Linked DNA regions of Homo sapiens: regions 2 and 3 are each linked to region 1. Evidence: chromatin loops called from intact Hi-C (ENCODE). Cell type or tissue: heart right ventricle. All regions are shown on one strand. Each heading gives the region's core, and the rest is flanking DNA. Links, peaks and the distances in the headings are about the cores only. Region 1 overlaps GPHN (gephyrin). Region 2 overlaps GPHN (gephyrin). Region 3 overlaps PALS1 (protein associated with LIN7 1, MAGUK p55 family member).

What was found. Hi-C counts contacts between places; a loop is a spot of excess contacts. Peaks named below come from ENCODE experiments on the same cell type or tissue, not always from the same donor. Only the 100,000 strongest peaks of a DNase experiment are listed, where the experiment ranks them.
Region 2: it touches region 1 in a loop (4-fold over the local background); 12 of 110 quality-filtered maps call a loop at or near these places.
Region 3: a loop joins it to region 1, with 8 times the contacts of the local background. A loop is called at or near these places in 16 of 110 quality-filtered maps.

The regions. Positions count from the first base shown.
Region 1 is chr14:66,621,017-66,627,619 of GRCh38, forward strand. All of the region lies in intron 1 of GPHN (gephyrin), which reads left to right. Among named protein-coding and RNA genes, the nearest start is that of GPHN, 120 kb to the left of the region's middle. In heart right ventricle, for the core only: a CTCF peak has its summit at 3,508 (motif pointing right); a DNase peak (open chromatin) is centred at 3,510; H3K27ac peaks cover 560 bases.
Region 2 is chr14:67,133,880-67,140,482 of GRCh38, forward strand. The region is part of intron 17 of GPHN (gephyrin); the gene reads left to right. All of the region lies in intron 2 of LOC105370538 (a long non-coding RNA gene), which reads right to left. Among named protein-coding and RNA genes, the nearest start is that of GARIN2, 52 kb to the right of the region's middle. In heart right ventricle, for the core only: a CTCF peak has its summit at 4,077; no DNase peak of the experiment used is centred there.
Region 3 is chr14:67,282,728-67,289,330 of GRCh38, forward strand. All of the region lies in intron 3 of PALS1 (protein associated with LIN7 1, MAGUK p55 family member), which reads left to right. It also overlaps a transcript of GPHN not described here. Among named protein-coding and RNA genes, the nearest start is that of PALS1, 45 kb to the left of the region's middle. In heart right ventricle, for the core only: CTCF peaks have their summits at 3,317 (motif pointing left) and 3,516; no DNase peak of the experiment used is centred there.

The DNA of each region.
Region 1 (6,603 bases), core at 797-5,796:
TGCACTGGCGTGATCTTGGCTCACTGCAAGCTCTGCCTCCCGGGTTCACGCCATTCTCCTGCCTCAGCCTCCTGAGCAGCTGGGACTACAAGCATCCACCACCAAGCCCAGCCAATTTTTTTTTTTTTTTTTGTATTTTTAGTAGAGATGGGGTTTCACTGTGTTAGCCAGGGTGGTCTCGATTTCCTGACCTCATGATCCGCCTGCCTCGGCCTCCCAAAGTGCTGGGATTACAGGCATGAGCCACTGCACCCAGCCAATTTTTTTTTTTCGTATTTGTAGTAGAGATGGGATTTCACCATGTTAGCCAGGATGGTCTCTATCTCCTGACCTCGTGATCCACCTGCCTCGGCCTCCCAAAGTGCTGGGATTACAGATGTGAGCCACAGTGCCTGGCCAGGGCTGTCAAATCTTTTTTTTTTTTTTGAGACAGAGTCTCCCTCTGTCGCCCAGGCTAGAGTGCAATGGCACGATCTCAGCTCACTGCCAGCTCCACCCCCTGGGTTCACACCATTCTCCTGCCTCAGTCTCCTGAGTAGCTGGGACTACAGGCACCCGCCACCATGCCCAGCTAATTTTTTGTATTTTAGTAGAGACGGGGTTTCACCATGTTAGCCAGGATGGTCTCGATCTCCTGACCTTGTGATCCACCGCCTCGGCCTCCCAAAATGCTGGGATTACAGGCGTGAGCCACCGCACCCAGCCGGCTGTGAAATCTTAAAGCTCCAAAATGATCTCCTTTGACTCCATATCTCATGTCCGGGTCATGCTGATGCAAGAGGTGGGTTCTCATGGTCTGGGCAGCTCCACCCCTGTGTCTCTGCAGGATACAGCCTCCATCCCAGCTGCTTTCATTGGCTAGTAGTGACTGTCTGTGGCTTTTCCAGGCACACAGTGCTGTCGGTGGATCTGCCATTATGGGGTCTGGAGGATGGTGGCCCTTTCTCACAGTTCCACTAGGTTGGAGCCCCAGTAGGAACTCCATGTGGGTGATTCAACCCCACATTTCTTTTCTGCACTGCCCTAGCAGAGGTTCTTCATGAGCGCCCCACCCCTGCAGCAAACTTCTGCCTGGACATCCAGGTATTTACGTACATCCTGTGAAATCCAGGTGGAGGCTCCCAAACCTCAGTTCTTGACTTCTATGCACTTGCAGGCTCAACACCACATGAAAGCTGCCAAGGCCTGGGGCTTGAACCCTCTGAACGCATGGCCTGAGCTTATACTGGCCCCTTTCAGTCATGGCTGGAGCAGCTGGGATGCAGGGCACCACCTTTCTGGACTGCACACACCATGGGGACCCTTGGCCCGGCCCACAAAACCATGTTTTCCTCCTAGGCCTTTGAGCCTGTGATGGGAGGGGCTGCCATGAAGACCTGTGACATGTCCTGGAGACATTTTCCCCATTGTCTAGGGGATTAACATTCAGCTCCTCATTACTTTTGCAAATTTCTGCATCCGGCTTGAATTTCTCCTCAGAAAATGGGATTTTCTTTTCTTTCGCATTGTCAGGCTACAAGTTTTCCAAACTTTTATGCTCTGTTTCCCTTTTAAAACTGAATGCCTTTAACAGCACCCAAGTCATGTCTTGAATGCTTTACTGCTTAGAAATTTCTTCCATCAGATACCCTAAATCATCTCTCTCAAGTTCAAAGTTCCACAGATCTCTGGGGCAGGGGCAAAAAGCTGCCAGTCTCTTTGCCAAAACATAGCAAGAGTCACCTTTGCTCCAGTTTCCAACAAGTTCCTCATCTCCTTGTGAGACCACCTCAGCCTGTACCTTTTTGTTCATATCACTATCAGCATTTTTGTCAAAGCCATTCAACAAATCTCTAGGAAGTTCCAAACTTTCCCAGATTTTCCTGTCTTCTTCTGAGCCCTCCAAACTGTCCCAATCTCTGCCTGTTATCCAGTTCCAAACTCGCTTCCACATTTTCATGTATGTTTTCAGCAGCACCCCATTCTACTGGTACCAATTTACTGTATTAATCCATTTTCATGCTGCTGATAAAGACATACCTGAGACTGGGCAATTTATAAAAGAAAGAGGTTTAATGGACTTACAGTTCTTCATGACTGGGGAGGCCTCACAATCATGGCAGAAGGCAAAGAGGAGCTTGTATGGCAGTGGACAAAGTCACCTCTTATATGGCAGTGGACAAAGAGAGAACTTGTGCAGGGAAACTCCCATTTTTAAAACAATCAGATTTCATGAGACTCATTCACTATAATGAGGACAGCACACGAAAGACCCACCCCCATAATTCAATCACCTCCGACCAGGTTCCTCCCAAGACATGTGGGAATTGTAGGAGTTACAATTGAGGATGAGATTTGGGTGGGGACACAGCCAAACCATATCAGCCAGCAACCTTGGAAGTTAGTTTGCTTGATCATGTGACTGGCTGCTCAAAGCTGAAAGCAAATACAAAGCCTACTAAAAATACAAAAATTGGCTGGGTGTGGTGATGTGCACCTGTAGTCCCAGTTACTTGGGATGCTGAGGCACGAGAATCACTTGAACCCAGGAGATGGAGGTTGCAATAAGCTGAGATTGTGCCACTGTGCTCCAGCCTGTGTGTTGGAGTGAGACTCTGTTTCAAAAAAAAAAAAAAAAAAAAAGCAAAGTCATGCTTATTGGTGTATGTGCCACTTTCTCAGTTTGTGTCCTCTCATCCTGCCATCCCCCCTTTACCCTGACATCAGCTGCCTCAAGGAGAAAACTAAGTGCCCTGGAGAAATTTTAAAGAAGAGGAGGGACCTGAACTTTCATGGCTTTATTGGATACGGGTTACCAGATCACCATCCTTGGTCCCATGTGGGAAGGGAAAGCTGAACCCAGGGCTTGCCAAAAGGGCTGAAGATGAAGGGGAAGAGCTACCGTAATATTTCACCTCCTTGAGCGAGGTTGCTTTCCAAATATCAGAAGCTACATGAGGGAGGAAACAACTGCAGGGTTTGGACACCAACCCTGGAGCGAGCAGCCAAAGGAGAGAAAAAGTCTACACAGTGCTCCTCATGTCCTTATCGTCCTTTTCCACTCCCAGTACTCTCTGCTCCCCAGATTTTCAGCCTGGAGATATTACAGGCATTTTGTGGCCATTGTAAGCTGTCACATACCAACACTCTGTAGATTGTCAAATTTATGAATGTACCATTTCATAATTTCTGGAAACATGTTTTCTCTTAGTACAGTTCATTAATATGGCATAAGACATGTTTACTGGCAGACTCAAATATCTTTATTTCCTCTGTAATAAGAAGAACTAAATTACTATAGCCCTTGACATGTGCCTGTGAGACACCTTGGTCCGTGTTTTAGTATAGGATCTGTATCTGAATTCAACTGCTAGATTTGAGGAAAGTTTACCAAGGGATATGATGTTAAATTGACCTTGTGGGTAAAGCCCTTGGGCTGATTTCATGTACAAAGTTTACTCTATTAAATAAACGGTTGGGTCTGGTTCTCTGATAGCTTAAGTGAAAAGCTAATGGTGTCCACTGGGTGGCAGCCACCCTCCAGCTCCAAGGACAGTCTAAAAGATTAACTGGTAAGGGCTGATCCAGCACAATGGGCTGAATTAAAAGCCATTTTCTTGGACCAGGGGTTGAGAGACTTCAGTCTGTGTGCCAAATTTGGCTACAATCTGTTTTTCTATTGCTCTTAGCTTGGGAGGATTTTTACATTTTTTAAAGCATTGGGGGAAAAAGAATACACACTTGAGACTGTATGGGGCTTGCAAAGCCAAAACTATTTACTATCTGCTCTTTTCAGAAAACAAGTTTTCTAACTCCTACCTTAGACAGTATTCCTAAGGATTAAGTTATGATATCTTTTTCCTGAGTGTTGGGCTCTTGCCAGTTACTTCACTTGGGTAGTAATAGTAGATTACAGAGACACCCCTCCATGGAGACATAAGCTATGAACTGCCATTTGGAAGGGCTGGGTCACTCATGTTGATGCCTAGAGTAAGTGCCTGTTTTTACAATTAGTCTGAATGGAATCAAGCTGCTGGTCAAGCCTGCACTTGTTAGTGCCTTTCAATCTGGAAACTTGTCTTTTTTTTTCTTCTTCTTCTTTTTGAGGCAGGGTCTTGCCCTGTCACCAGGTTGCAGTGCCGTGGTACGAGATGGTCACTATAGCCTTGACCTCCCAGTCTCAAGCAATCCTCTCTCCTTAGCCTCCCATGTAACTGGAACTACAAACACGCACCACCACACCTAATTTTATAATTTTTTTGTAGAGACAGGGTCTCACTATGTTGCCAAGGGTCTCGAACTCCTGGGCTCAAGTGATCCTCCTGCCTTGGTCTCCCAGAGTGCTAGGATTACACTCATGGGCCACCATGCCCGGCCATTGTCTTTCATTTTTGGAAAATTTTCATATATTATTTACTTGATCAGCCCCTCCCTTCTTTTTTCTTGTTTTGTTTTTCTGGAATTTCTGTTTGGATGTTAGAGTTTCTCAATTTCCCCCCCAATTTTCTTAACTTTTCTTTCCTATTGTCTGCCTTTTGTCCTACTTCTTGGTAGTTTCTTTTCCCTACCTTTGTTTTCAAACCTTCTAATACAGTTTATGTTTCATTTACATTTTTAAATTCCAAGAATTCTTCCTCCAATGCCTGTTTGTAATAATACCCTGTTCTTATGTCAAGTACACAATTTGTCAGTCTCCATCTAATAAAATCACAGTGTGGTTTTTTAAAGACTATTCTGTTTCTTGCATTGTTTATTCCCAAATCCTTTTTGTTTGTTACTGCGTTTAGTTTAATCTGTGCTATTTATGATGCAAGCTTTCTTCACATATCTTGTGATTCTTATATGCAGATTTATATTTAATAGGGAGGCAATAAATATGAGTTGGCTTTTCTATGTAATAGGACAGGCCTTATAACCCAGTGGACTTCATTGTAGGGTTATTAGGTAGGTATCCAGAGGTACTCATAAATGTCACTATCATAGGGCATTTTCTCTTGGGCTGTTTAGTTCCTTCTGAGAAAAACTTTTAACTTCCTACCTGAATGGTGTAAACTTGTCTGGCAGTGTTATTTTAGCCATGTGATGGAGAAGTCTGGGATTCTCACCATTTAGTATGTTAACTTTCAATTAATACCCCTGTTTTTCATAAGGTGCTTCTCCTCTACCATCTATTATGCTTAGATAATTATAGAGAACCAGAATCTGTTTAGCAAGGGCTGAAATTTATGTTCTATCTTATAGATAGGAAAAGTAAATGGAGCCTAAAATGCAGATATAAGTGCATAAAAGTTATTCTGTTAATTCTTTTCTCTATATTAAATATGATGTTTCTCCAAATTTTGATGTTTTATTTGAAGCCATAATAAACTTTGTTCTAAGGCATTCACATTCATTTAAGTAATTGGATTTATTTTATGAAACATTCTCATTCTGATCAAAATTTTCACCGAAGGATGAAGATTTAACAGAAGTGCTAATAGTAATATATTTGAGTTGAACTTTAGGTAACATGTTAGAAAGAAGATAACTTAATATTTTGAGGATATTTTCCATTTAAATAAAAACAGCAAGAACCAATGTATTAAATTGAATGCTGTGGTTCTAGTTATTGTTTTTTGGATGTATTTAATAATTTCTAATGTCTTTTTGGCTTAACACTGGACCTCACAGTTAGGTAATGAGGATGGAAGTAGTATATTTGCCTTTCTATGAATGCCATACCATAAGATTTTTCAGGATATTTTTGTAGTTAAGAAGATAGCATATGAGTAGAATGATAGATAATTCAATTTGAGGTACTTGTAACTGAATTGGATTCATGTCTACTGGAGATGAGATTCTCATGGAAAATCAACAGCTGATAATGTAAATGAAGAACTTTGTGATCCTACAAATTATAAAACAGTGCAGTTATCATTTAGGTTTTAGGTTTTGACTGCCAGAGATTTGCTTTATAGAGATTTGCTTTATTGAGATTTGCTTTATTGGGAATGCCTATATTTCAGTGTTAGAATTATTATAATTGACTATAGATCTTTTATATAAAATATTCTCATTTGGGGGAATAGAGGATAGATAGCAATATATGACTCTTACCTTAAAATTGGTATAAATCTAATGAATACCCATATAATTACTATTGAACTTAAGAAATAAAACATTACAGATAAAATGGAAGTCATCTGTGAATCTCTTACCTATACCATTCACCTTTATCATTCTCTTCCCAGTAGTAACCCTTATTCTGAATTTGTTGTTTTATATTCCCTGCTTGTTTCACAATTTTACTCTTTTTCTCACATCCAGAATAAATGTAGTCTTGTTTTACGTATCTTAAACTATATTTGAATAGTATCAAACTGGAACATGCTTCCCCCCGCCCCCAACATTGTTTCTCAGATACATTCGTTGATGGATCTAGTTCTTTATTTCAACTGTTGAAGAGTATTTCATTGCATGAATGTATCATAATTTATTATTAATTCCTCTATTGCTTGTTTCATAATTTTTACTCTTGTGAACAGTGCTTCAAAGAATCATGAATAGGTGAAAATTTCCTTGAGGTATGTATCTAGGTATAGAATGGCCAGCATATAGTATATAAACTTTTAAACATTTTACTAA
Region 2 (6,603 bases), core at 953-5,952, 510 kb after region 1:
GTCATGGCTTTAGGAAGAAAAGATACCGTTATTCATTTCACTCAAGTCAAATAGGCAAATGTTTCTTATGTTCAAAAATGAAAGGGAGAAGAGTATTATCTACAAGACAAGTATCAAATTGCATCAGTCAGGTCAGATTGGTGTTTCCCTCTATGCTTCAGTTTATATGTGAAAAGAAAATAGTCATTGTGTTTATGTAACTTTCAGTATTTCCATAGAATCACAGTATCTTATTCTGATGTTAGCTAGTCCAGACTTTCACCCAAGGGGGTGTTAAGGAAAATCTGCAACAACTTAGCTGTTAGGTTTTTGTTTGAATTCTTTTAGTGAGAAAGATCTCTACTGCCTCATGAGGTAGCACATTCTATTGTTCGATGGCTGTTAAAGTAAGTATGTTTTTCCATTACACAGAGCCAGTCTTTCTTCCTGTGTCTTTCATCTGTTAGCCCTAATTCTGCCCTCCAAGCAATGCCAAATAAGTTGGCTTCCTCTTTTACATGATATTTGAATATACAGTTGTTTCACCTTAATCCCTTCTCAAAGTACTGTTTATGATTATATGTTTAGCAGTATCTTTTCTTTCATCCCAGACAATATTATTAGCCTATGATATTATAATTGAGTAACTAAACTATTTACTCCCAAAGCTACTGTGGATAGACTGACTTGAAATCAAGTTTCATTCAGCCCATTTACTGAGTGCCTACAATGTGCAGGAATTTGGTGGGACAATCAGGAAGTCTGGATGAAATGAGACGCTGTCTTGTGAGAGAGTTGTATACTGCTGCATCACCTTTACAAAGTTTCCTTTTATCACAATTTGTTGTGTCTCTTTATTCTTTTTTTTAACATCAAATCCCGTTTTGACATTAATATTACTACTCCTGCTTTTTTGCTTATTTACATTTGCCTGGTGACTTTTTGCCCTACTTGTTATTTTCTTTCTTTCTTTCTTTTTCCTTCTTTCTTTCTCTTTCTCTTTCTTTTTTAATTTTTCTTTTCTTTCTTTTTTCTTCTTTATCTTTCCTTTCTCTCTCTTTCTTTCTCTCTTTTTTTCTCTTTCTTTCTTTCTTCTTTTTTTTTTTTTTTTTTTTTTTTTTGACAGAGTCTTACTCTGTCACCCAGGCTGGAGTGCAATGGCACAATCTCAGCTTACTGCAACCTCCATCTCCCAGGTTCAAGTGATCCTCCTGCCTCAGTGTCCTGAGTAACGGGCATTACGGGCACCTGCCACCACACCCAACTAATTTTTATATTTTTAGTAGAGACAGGGTTTCACCATGTTGGCCAGGCTGGTCTCGAACTCCTGACCTCAAGTGATCCACCTGCCTTGGCCTCCCAAAGTGCTGGGATTATAGGTGTGAGACACCATGCCCAGCCTAGATTTAGCTATATTTTTTATAAAGGACTGTGTGTGTGTGTTTCACTACTGTTTTCTCTCCTCCAACTTCCCCTACCTTGAAGTCTATGTTCTGAATCATTTTTTCATTTACAGTCATTTTTCCAGAACATTACTTGGTGATTTGTCATCTGAATCTTTGCATTCTAACAAGTATCATTCTTCCATTTTGATTAGTGAATGACTGGATGTAAGATTTGAGGGTTGTATGGCTTGAAGAGATATGTTGATGTTAATTTACTATTTTCTAGTTTTTGGTATTGTAGGTAAGAAGTCCAAAGCCAATATTACTTTTTCCTTTGTTAGTAACCCAATCTTCCTATTAAATATTTGGTAGCTTGTAAGATTTTCTGTTTATTTTTGAAATTCCAAAATTGTACCAGGACATATTTAGGTTTATGTTTTTGTTTTGCTTTTTTTTTTAAATCAATCTTGGCTGGAACTTAGTAAACCTTTTCAATTTCCAAGTCCAACTCTTCTCAAATAAATAAAATTTTCCTCTTTTCCCCCCTATCTCTTCCTTTATTTCCTTATGGAATTCCTATTGGTAGTATGTCAGTCTCTTGCTCTGTCTTCTTATTATTTTCTGCATGACTTCTATCTTTTGCACTTTTGCACAATCCTTGGAGATATTTCTACCACTTGATCTTCCAAGCAACTAATTGAATTTTTGACAAGGACTGTAATTACCTTCATCTACTAAATCTTAAAATTTGAAAATCACATATTTTGTTCCAGAACACAGTGTTAATGTCATAATTGAATCTGTATTAGTGTTTTAATTGCTTATTATTGTTATTAAAATTATCTATTGCCCCAGAAGTTTTATTTCTCTAGGTATCCTAAATATTATGCTCATTCTTCCACTCTCCAGTTGGTTGTTACTTAGGTTGCTGGTATTTTCCTCTCCCTACTGAAAGTTCGATTCACCCTAAGGGTTCTGGAAGCTGCTAGGGTACTTTGGGCCTGGTGAGAATGGAGTTACAGTGGGAAAGAGGATCATGAGTGGCAAAAGGAAGAGAAGTGTCAATTCCTGAATTAGCAAAGCACAAAATGGCAAGCTGCTAGTCTTCTATTAAAGTACAAAAAATAAACAGTCCAAGCCTCTGTGCTTCCTGGACGGTTTTGTTGTGAAGGCTGGACTTTCCCAGCCTTTAAAGGATAGGGCAGTCTTAGTATTTTTTCAAGTAGACTTCAGACTTCTGGGTCAACCTAAAAAAATTTATAGCTTTGCCCTTGATCTGGATCCCAACCAACCACAAATTCTTAGAATCAGTGAATGTTAGAGATGAAAAAGACATACTCCAAATGTCCTCATTTTATAGATAAAGAGAATAATACCCCCTTCCCCAAAAAAATGATACTAGTTTTTCAGGATCATCTAGGTAGTTAGCAGTAGAGATAAAACAGGATTCTAGACTTTGTGACACTCAGGTCTTCAATTAATGGCTTTATCTTCTGTTGCCTAGTACATACATTCTTAGCATTAAAGCAATTGTCTTACAGAATGTTTTCATGTAATATTGGTACTCTAAGAGAACAATGGTTAGGTATTTAATTATTCAAATGAAAATGAATGGGAAGTGTTAGTAAATCAAGATTCATGTTAGTATTAGAATTATTTTTGGCTAGGCGCAGTGGCTCATGCCTATAATCCCAGCGCTTTGGGAGGCCAGGAGTTCAAGACCAGCCTGGCCAACATGGCAAAACTCTACTAAAAATACAAAAAATTGCCAAGCATGGTGGCACACACTTGTAATCCCAGCTACTTGGGTGGCTAAGGCACGGGAATCACTTAAAGCCAGGAGGCAGAGGTTGCAGTGAGTAGAGGTAGCGCCATGCACTCCAGCCTGGGTGACAGAGCAAGAATCTGTCTTTTTTTTTTGAGAAGGATTCTTGCACTGTCACCCAGGCTGGAGTGCAGTGGCACGATCTCTGCTCACTGCAGGCTCCACCTCCCAGGTTCATGCCATTCTCCTGCCTCAGCCTCCCGAGTAGCTGGGACTACAGGTGCCCGCCACCACGCCCGGCTAATTTTTTGTATTTTTAGTAGAGACAGGGTTTCACCATGTTAACCAGAATGGTCCCGATCTCCTGACCTCGTGATCCACCTGCCTTGGCCTCCCAAAGTGCTAGGATTACAGGCATGAGCCACCACGCCTGGCTGACTCTGTCTTAAAAAAGAAAAAAAGAATTATTTTTCGGCCAGGTGCAGTGGCTCATGCCTGTAATCCCAGCACTTTTGGAGGCTGAGGCGGGCAGATCTCTTGAGCCCAGGAGTTCAAGACTAGCCTGGGCAACATGGTGAAACCCTGTCTACAAAAAACACAAAAAATATTATCCAGGTGTGGTGGCGCACTCTTGTGGTCCCAGCTACTCAGGAGGCTGAGGTGGGAGGATCGCTTTAGCCTGGTATGTGGAGGCTGCAGTGAGCTGTGATCACACCACTGCACTCCAGCCTGGGTGATAGAGTGAGACCCTGTCTCAAAAAAAGAAAAAAAGAGATTTATCTTTAAAGGAATGGCTAAGCACCATCCAAATTAAATTAAAACTGCAGTTGTTAATGAAGAAAGATTTAAGTGATATCATGATATCCCTTTAAGATATGCCACTCTTTGTGAAAAGGGAAACTACTGATATATACCTAGAAAACTTAATCTGCTTAATCCAATAGCCCCTCTAGTGGCAGTGGTGAGAATAAGTCAAATTTTAGAAGTACAAATTTTGTTTCTATCAGTATTTGGTATATACAAATAAGATTTATATATTTATATAAATGCTGATAAATAGCTTTTATCTGAAGGTGTTTTATGTGTAACAAAGTGTCTTTCATAATGCAAATATTACTATATTTAGAAGAAGAATAGAGAAAACACAGGATGAGTTTGAACCTAATACTACCTATGTGAACCTCAGTGTCCTCTTTTGTACTGCCTTCCTCACAGAGTTGTGAGATTAACACATAGGTGTGAAAATGTATTTTTTAAAAACATTAGTATTGTCATTAATTATATTTCTTGGATATTAATTGATCTTATATGTGGGAAGTTCTGTCTTAAATATAAGGTCAGATTATAATGTTTTGTAGTTTTAGCCTCCTATCATTGAGAAAATTAATATACCCTGCTTGCTTTATGTGAGAAAACTGAGAAAATCATGAACTGTTTTCTCTCTATTATATTATTCATGATTATAACCCTTGTTACCTATTTCCTCTTATCACTATTCAGAGTAATCTTTGAGTTTTAGAAAGAAAACTCAGTTTTTATATGTTAAAAATGAAGAGTCTGGGGGAAGGAATATGAAGTAAATATTGGAAAATATTAGCATTTGTCAAATCTGAGCGATGGATACATGGGTGTTTGTTATACTGTTATGTTGGAAATGTTTTATAATTTAAAATATAGCATGAATCATAAAAAAGAAAGCAAATTTATGATGTGAATAGGCCCTTAAGCTATGGTTAACCAAAATCATAGTTTTCATCTGAACATGGGATTCTGAATCATGTTCATTTCATTCCACAGAGTGATAGTAAAATGTTCACACATGCAGTTTTCTGCTGGTTACCTCAGACAAATCCATACCTCTTGCCACAGCATCCTCTCCTTTTTTTTTTTTTTTTTTTTTTTTTTTTTAAATTATTAAGAGACTAGGTCTAGGGCCAGGCACGGTGGCTCATGCCTGTAATCCCAGCACTTTGGGAGGCCAAGGTGGGCGGATCACTTGAGGTCAGGAGTTCAAGACTAGCCTGGCAAACATGGTGAAACCCATCTCTACTAAAAATACAAAACATTAGCCAGCCATGGTGGCGGACATTTGTAATCCCAGATGCTTGAGAGGCTGAGACAGGAGAGTTGCTTGAACCCAGGAGGCGGAGGTTGCAGTGAGCCGAGATCGCGCCACTACACTCCAGCCTGGTCAACAAAGCAATACTCCATCTCAAAAAAAAAAAGAGAGAGAGAGACTAGGTCTCACTACATCACCCAGGCTAGAATGCAGTGGCTATTCACAGATGTGATAATAGCTCGCTGCAGTCTTGAACTCCGGGGCTCAAGCAATCCTCTCACATCAGCCTCTCAGGTAGCTGAGACTACAGGTGTGCCACCGCACTTGGCCAGCATCCTCTCTTTCTGATGATTCTGGACAAGGGTCCGTTCTCATTAGACTCTTTCTTTTATGGTATATTACATGCCTTTAAAAAACTACACAATCACTTCTGATTAGGCAGGGAGTGGAACAAGCATTTAATAAGAAGCCAGAGTTTGTAGTCCTGGCTCTGCCATTTACTGCTCTATCTACACTTTGCCTCTCTGAATATAACTTGCCTTTTCTTAAAATGAGCATAGTAATACCTTTTCAGTCTAGCATACAGATTTGTTGAGAGATTATAGCATGCAACATAAATGAAGTTATAGATCCCCTGGCTGTTGTCATATGTTGGTACCTGTCTCTCTAGTAAGGCAGGATGTCTGATCAAATCTCCAGAAGCCAGAAGCGTACAACAGAAAGGAGAGTTACAGAGAGTAGCAAAGGGGGATAGAGTATGGCAGGACCCAAATAACTGGCCCAGCAGTGACAATGGACAAGATAACATTTACAACTTTGAGATTCAATGATTTTGTGAATATACTACCCACAGAGTACAAAGTATCATTGAGCATATTCTTTGAAACATGATAAATTTCAGTAAGGATTTGGAACAAAATCCCTTTCAGCTGATTTCTGCAAATTAGAAAATTTCATGTAGAGAATTGATGTCTCTGAGGTTTCACAAAATAGGAAAAAAACATGTTTCCCAGATAACATGAAAATAATGAGTAAGGCTGGCACGGCGGCTCACACCTGTAATCCCAACACTTTGGGAGGCCAAGGCGAGCAGATCACCTGAGGTCAGGAGTTCAAGGCCAGCCTGGCCAACATGGTGAAACCCTGTCTCTACTAAAAATACAAAAATTAGCCTGGCATGTTGGCAGGCACCTGTAATCCCAGCTCCTTGGGAGACTGAGGCAGGAGAATCGCATGAACCCAGGAGGCAGAGGTTGCAGTGAGCCGAGATTGTGCCATTGTACTCCAGTCTGGGCAACAAGAGCAAGACTCCATCTAAAAAAAAAAAAAAAAAGTACGATAAAGCACTGAAAAGTACTTATTTATAGTAATCAGCTAGGCTCCAGAACCTTTATCCCCCTACAGAGATGAATACC
Region 3 (6,603 bases), core at 764-5,763, 660 kb after region 1:
GGCATTAGTTTTTAAAGCTTGCTTTGTTACAAATATTATTGTCTTTGTTCTCTTTCATAATCAGAGCAAACTACCTTGTGAGAGAAATCCTCGGAAAAGAAAATAATGCAGGTTAGAGTGGGTTAAGCTAGAGTAGGGTAATTTTCATATATTTCTATATTATAGATTTCACTGTTTTTGTGTTCTCAGTTAAGTAATTTTGGGCCAGGGATGTGGACAAGGAAATATATAGATAGAATACTTGAATAAACTAGGGATGACTGCCATCTATCATATATGTGACTATAAAATTGTTGTCTTTGAAGCAGTGTCAGGAAAGGGAACATACACACCCATATATATCTGTGGTGAGCTGTTTAGTGGTTAATAAAAAGACTCCTGGAATTTGTGATTAGGGGCTTTCTAATCTATGAGATACTATTAGTGTGAAGAAGGAAAAACACACCACGGGGAAGAAAACCGGGATGAATAAAGCTAAAGAACAAAATATTTTCATAGAATTAATAGCATGTTTCAGTCTTAATTAGTGTCTGCATATTTTTTGTCAGATGTCTCTGGATATTCAAACTATTAAGTCAAAAGATTATTGACATTTTAAAGTAAAATAGCTCTTTCAGATTTCATTCTGGCATTTAACTGACTTTTGATTGATCATGGGGCATACTGGAATTTTGTGTGATTGTAAACTTTTTTAAAGGTTGGCTTTAAGATAAAGTTTATTTCAAGCCAACAGACAAAATCCCAATGCCAGTAAATCTTGAGTTTTAGTTCAGCCTGCTTCTGAGAAGTTGATTATTTTTACTATCAAATTTTTGTTTAGCTATTGTTACAGATATTTCCAAATAAATGTTATTAGCCATTCCTTCAGGGAATTTTTTTTTATCTTCCTGGAATTGAAATAATTAAATCTGTTGTCACTAGATTTAATGTTTGAAGTGTTGGGATCATTTGAGAATTCTGTGATTTAGTCAGGTTGCTAAAATTAGACCTAAAGATGTAAAAATTCATTAGAGTATATGTATAGTAATGTAAATTTTGTTTATTAAATACACATAATTCTATAGAAAAGTAACTGCTACATCATTCAGTCTTTGACACAATACGTTGAAACTTCATTCCACTTATTAAGCAGTAGTAGGTTTTAAAACTTATTTCTGCCTGCGAAGATTTGCTTCGTTGTCTTACGGCACATTCAGAAATGTATGCGGTAGCTGCATATTGGAAAGTAGGGATAATAGAGTCAAAACTGAGTTTAAATACTTTTTAATGTCACTAAATTGCGCTATTGACTTTGGGCATGTTACTCAATTTTTCTGAGCCTCGGTTTCAGGATTTTCTTGAGGACCAAATGAAAAAAGCATTTGAGTAAATGGCACACTACAGGTTTGAATGAAATTTAATTTTTGTTAGAACCAGAAGCTACAGAGAGATCATCTAACTCTGTAGTCCATAAAATTTGTGGATCTTAACCACTAATTTCTTATTTCATTTTAAAAATAACTTTATTAAGGTATAATTCACATACCATAAAATTTTGTCTTTTAAACTGTAGAATTCATTAGTTTTTAGTATACTCACAAGGTTGTGCAGGCAGGCGTGGTGGTTCACGCCCGTATTAGTAGCACCTTTGGAGGCCAAGGCAGGAGGATCTCTTGAGCCCAGGAGTTTGAGACCAGCTTGGGCAACATAGACCCTATCTCTTAAAAAAAAAAAAAAACAGCTGGGCATGGTGGTATGCTTCTGTAGTCCCAGCATACTAGGGAGGCTGAGGCAGGAGGATTTTTTGAGCTTTGAGCCCAGGAGATCGAGGCTGCAGTGCTAAAAAAAAAAAAAAAAAAAAAAAAAAAAAAAAAAAAAAAAAGGTTGTGCAATCATCACTACTATATAATTCCAAAATATGTACCCATTAATGGTCACTCCCTATTCTGTCCACCACCTGGCCCTTGACAACCACGAATATACTTTCTTTTTGGATTTGCTTATTCTAGACATTTTATATGAATGAAATTACATAACATAGGCTCTTTTGTGACTGGCCTCTTTTCACTTACCATTATGTTTTCAGGGTTCATCCATATTGTAGCATGAATCAGTACTTCATTTCTTTTTTATGGATGAATTAATATTCCACTGTACAAATATACCACATCTTGTTTTTCCATTCGTCTAGGTTAAAAAATTTTTATTTTTATTTTTATTTTTTTGTAGAGACGGGATCTCACTGTGTTGCCCAGGCTGGTCTTGACCTCCTGGCCTCAAGTGATCCTCCCACCGTGGCCTTCCAAAGTGTTAGGATTAGAGGCATGAGCCACCACAATTTTAATTCCACAGGTAGATGTACTGGAAACTGATGTAATTTCCTCCTACTTAGTAATATTAAGTTCCCCATCTGAGTATCATATTTGACCCTACAGTTTAGAGGAAAAGAAATCTTAAAAGTTTCAGAAAAAAGTCATGAAGTTGGTTGGACTTGAAATTTCTGAGGACAGGTTAAAAGAGTTGGAATTATTTACACAATGAAATGGAAAAGCTTAATGCTGGGTATAGGTCCCTAGAAGCTATCTGTTTTCATATGGGGTAAATGAGAGTAATATATAAAAATAAATGATGCCAATCCAGATGGAGATTCCTTAGGTAAATTTTTTTTTTTTTTTTTTGAGACGGAGTCTCGCTCTGTCGCCCAGGCTGGAGTGCAGTGGCGCGATCTCGGCTCACTGCAAGCTCCACCTCCCAGGTTCACACCATTCTCCTGCCTCAGCCTCCCGAGTAGCTGAGACTACAGGTGCCCACCACCACCCCTGGCTAATTTTTTTGTATGTTTTTAGTAGAGATGGGGTTTCACCGTGTTAGCCAGGATGGTCTCGATCTCTGATCTCCTGATCCAGCCGCCTCGGTCTCCCAAAGTACTGGGATTACAGGTGTGAGCCACTGCGCCTGACCCCCTTAGGTAATTTTAATGTTTACCCTTATAACCAAAAAATCTTCCACATGGTTACCCAGAGTTCTAGGCATTGGAAAGTAGGATTTTCTGATAAAGTAACTCTTGGTGATTGCTTTCTGTTGCCTGTTTCAGAGTCCATTCTTTTACGTTTTAGACTGACAGGAGAGGGCAAGGAGGGAGGACAGAGTTTACGAGGGTGGATTTGTGGACCCATGTGTATGTTTGTATTCATCTGATTAGTTGTATCCTAAAGCCAAATGTAAGTGAATTTTCTTACTTTAGAATAATATATTCTCTCTTTTAAATAATCAAGAGTTAAATGTTGCGTGAAATATTAGAGAAGATGGGAGCTTAATTTCTACTGAAAAATCAGGTAAGAGGAAATAGCTCCACCTACAGGGCAAATAATTTAAACTAGATATAAAGAAATTCCTTGTAGGAAATTTGTTACAGACTTGAATTTACTACCAAAGCTAGATTTGCTATGCCTGCCTCTACCTTCTCCTGGGCAGAGTGCCTCCATCCCGCCTTAGTACTTACTTTTTTGTCCACTCCCAACCTAGCACATATATCAGTCTTTCTCACTAGCCTTGTGGTTCTTCATTTCTCTCTTTCTCTGTCCATGTGGTTCCTTCTTGTGTCTGTTGTCTGTCTGTATGGGATTGGGGAAGGGAATTTCTTCTCTCTGTCCTCTGTCTTCTCTTTGTTGTCTCTGTGTCTTCATCTTTTATTATGGAAGAGTGTATTTGACAGGACTGATTTAGTTACATCTGAATGGATTTTTTAAATTCCCTGCAGAATTGTATAGAATGTTGAAAAACTTAGGTGGATTTTTGTTTAAGTAACAGATATATCCATCAAAGAATGGAACATTTCTTTGAGTGTGTGGAAAATTAACTGTTCTTAGCCGGGCGTGGTGGCTCATGCCTATAATCCTAGCACTTTGGGAGGCCGAGGTGGGTGGATCGCTTGAGCTCAGGAGTTGCAGATCAGCCTGGGCAACCTGGTGAAACTCCATCTCTACCAAAAAAAATACAAAAATAGCCAGGTGTGGTGGAATGCGACTGTGGTCTTAGCTACTTGGGAGGCTAGGTGGGAGGATCGCTGGAACCTGAGAAGTTGAGGCTGCAGTGAGCTCTGATTACGCCACTGCACTCCAGCGTGGTGACAGAGTGAGACCTGGTCTCAAAAAAAAAAAAAAAAAAAGAAAAAAACTGTTCTTGAATAATACGTATTTGTGAAGTGCTTTTAAAAATGTACCCTTTATGGCTGCGCGTGGTGGCTCACGCCTGTAATCTCAGCACTTTGGGAGGCCAAGGTGGGTGGATCACTTGAGTCCAGGAGTTCAAGACCAGCTTGGGTGACAGTGAAATCTTGTCTCTACAAAAAATACAAAAAAATTAGTTGGGTGTGGTGTTATGCACCTGTAGTCCCAGCTACTGGGGAGGCTGAGGTGGGAAGGATCACTTGAGCCTGGGAGCTCAGGACTGCAGTGAGCCATGTTCACACCACCGAACTCTAGCCAGGGTGACAGAGCGAAACCCTATCTCAAAAACAAAAACAAAAAAAAAGACACTGGAGATTCTGGTTATGATTAAATTAGAACTGTGGCAAAATAGGTCTTTTACATTTCCTTAGTTTTTTTTTTCCATAAATATATTGGATTAAAAGCCATTGTTCTGATATAAGAAAAAAGGATGAAATTATATTAAGTATGTTCTAGTTAAGACTACAGGGATATCAGTTAAATTCTACTTATTAAAAAGCACTCTAGTAGTAAAATGGGCAAAAGATAAAATGGATGAAAGAAGAAATTCAAATGGCTATAACTTGTAAAAATATGTTCTATCATACCAGATCCCAAAAATTAAAAGATTGATAATTCTTAAATTGATTTGTGTTTGTGAGAACAGACATTCATGTGCAACGCTGGTAGGGGTATGAATTGGTACAAATCCAGAAGGCAGCTTTGGCAGTATGTGTCAAAGTGTTAAATGCTTTTGTTATCTGATTAATAATTTTATCCTAGAAATTTATTCTAAGGAATTGGAAAATAGGTTGCAAAACAACATTTACAGTGTCATCTATACGGTTAGACCAGCATTTTAAAAGTTTGAAAGGCTACATGGCGTAGCAAAATAATACCAGTAGTTAACAGCCGAAAGGTAGAAGTACAGGTAATTTTCAAAATAATGTCAGTATTTTAGTGTCCTTTTGAGTGGCTTTGGTACATAGGAGAGATTATACAGAAACTCCTTGGCCTTAAAAAGTTTAAATTCCCCTGAGGTTGAAGAGACCCAGTAGGGATACAATTACCTTCTGGGCTGTCTATGGCTGCTTGTTGATTTCAGTCAGTGGTGAAATCTGAGGCCCTCAGTCTTTCACAACACACTAACAGCCAGGCTGGGGTCTCCCTTTTTTTTTCCTTCGAGACAGAGTCTCACTCTGTCGCCCAGGCTGGAGTGCAGTGGTGCGATCTCCGCTCACTGCAACTTCCGCCTCCGAGGTTCAAGCGATTCTCCTGCCTCAGCCTCCCAAGTAGCTGGCACTTTAGACATGTGCCACCACACCCAGCTAATTTTTTTGTATTTTCAGTAGAGACGGGATTTTACCATGTTGGCCAGACTGGTCTTGAACTCCTGACCTCAGGTGATCTGCCCTCCTGAGCCTCCCAAAGTGCTGGGATTACAGGCATGACCCACCGCACCCAGCCATGAGACCCTTTTAACAATTACTAAAGACCTTGCAAGGCATGGCTCACACCTGTAATCCTAGCGCTTTGGGTGGACGAGGCAGGAAGATTTCTTGACGCCAGGAGTTATAGACTCCATCTTTACGAAGAAAATTGTTTTAATTAAACAGTAATTTAATTGTCTACTCAGAGAAGTCTAGTCCCCATAAGATTGTAGCTTATGCAAAGCTTAACTGCTTTGTTGCTTTTATAATTTCTTTTTCTTATAAGATATTTAAGTGTTATCCTATTTTGCTTTTAAGACACTTTAAGGCTGTTGAATTATTTAATCTCTTAGGGAATTCTTTGGTAACCTCATTGTATGTGATGGAATCTGACATTTTATATTCTTCCTATCTATTCTTAATATTAGCTTATGGTTAGATTCTGGCTATCCCTCAGCTCTTATCTAGCTCTGGGCCACAGCTTCTTAGGTCATTCTAATGACGGTTTTGACTTTTAAATTTTTTCCCAAATTTTTCTTCATTATAAACTACTGATGAACGCACATATATGTATGTTTAGAGAATAATGACAAGGAAAAAGTTTTATTTTCTTTATTTCCTTTTTTTTTTTTTTTTTTTTGAGACAGGGTCTCACTCTGTCATCTAGGCTAGAGTGCAGTGGCGTGATACTGGGTCACTGCAACCTCCGCCACCCAGGTTCAAGTGATTCTCCTGCCTCAGCCTCCCAAGTAGCTGGGACTACAGGAGCACACCGCCATAACTGGTTAATTTTTGCATTTTTTTGTAGACCTGGAGTTTTGCCATGTTGGCCAGGCTGGTCTCAAACTCCTGACTTCGTGTGATCCACCTGCCTCAGCCTCCCAAAGTGCTGGGATTACAGGCATGAGCCACCATCGCACGTGGCTGGCTTTTAAGTCTTATAAGTCTTTATAAAAAAGACTTTTCCCTGTCATTATTCTCTGAAC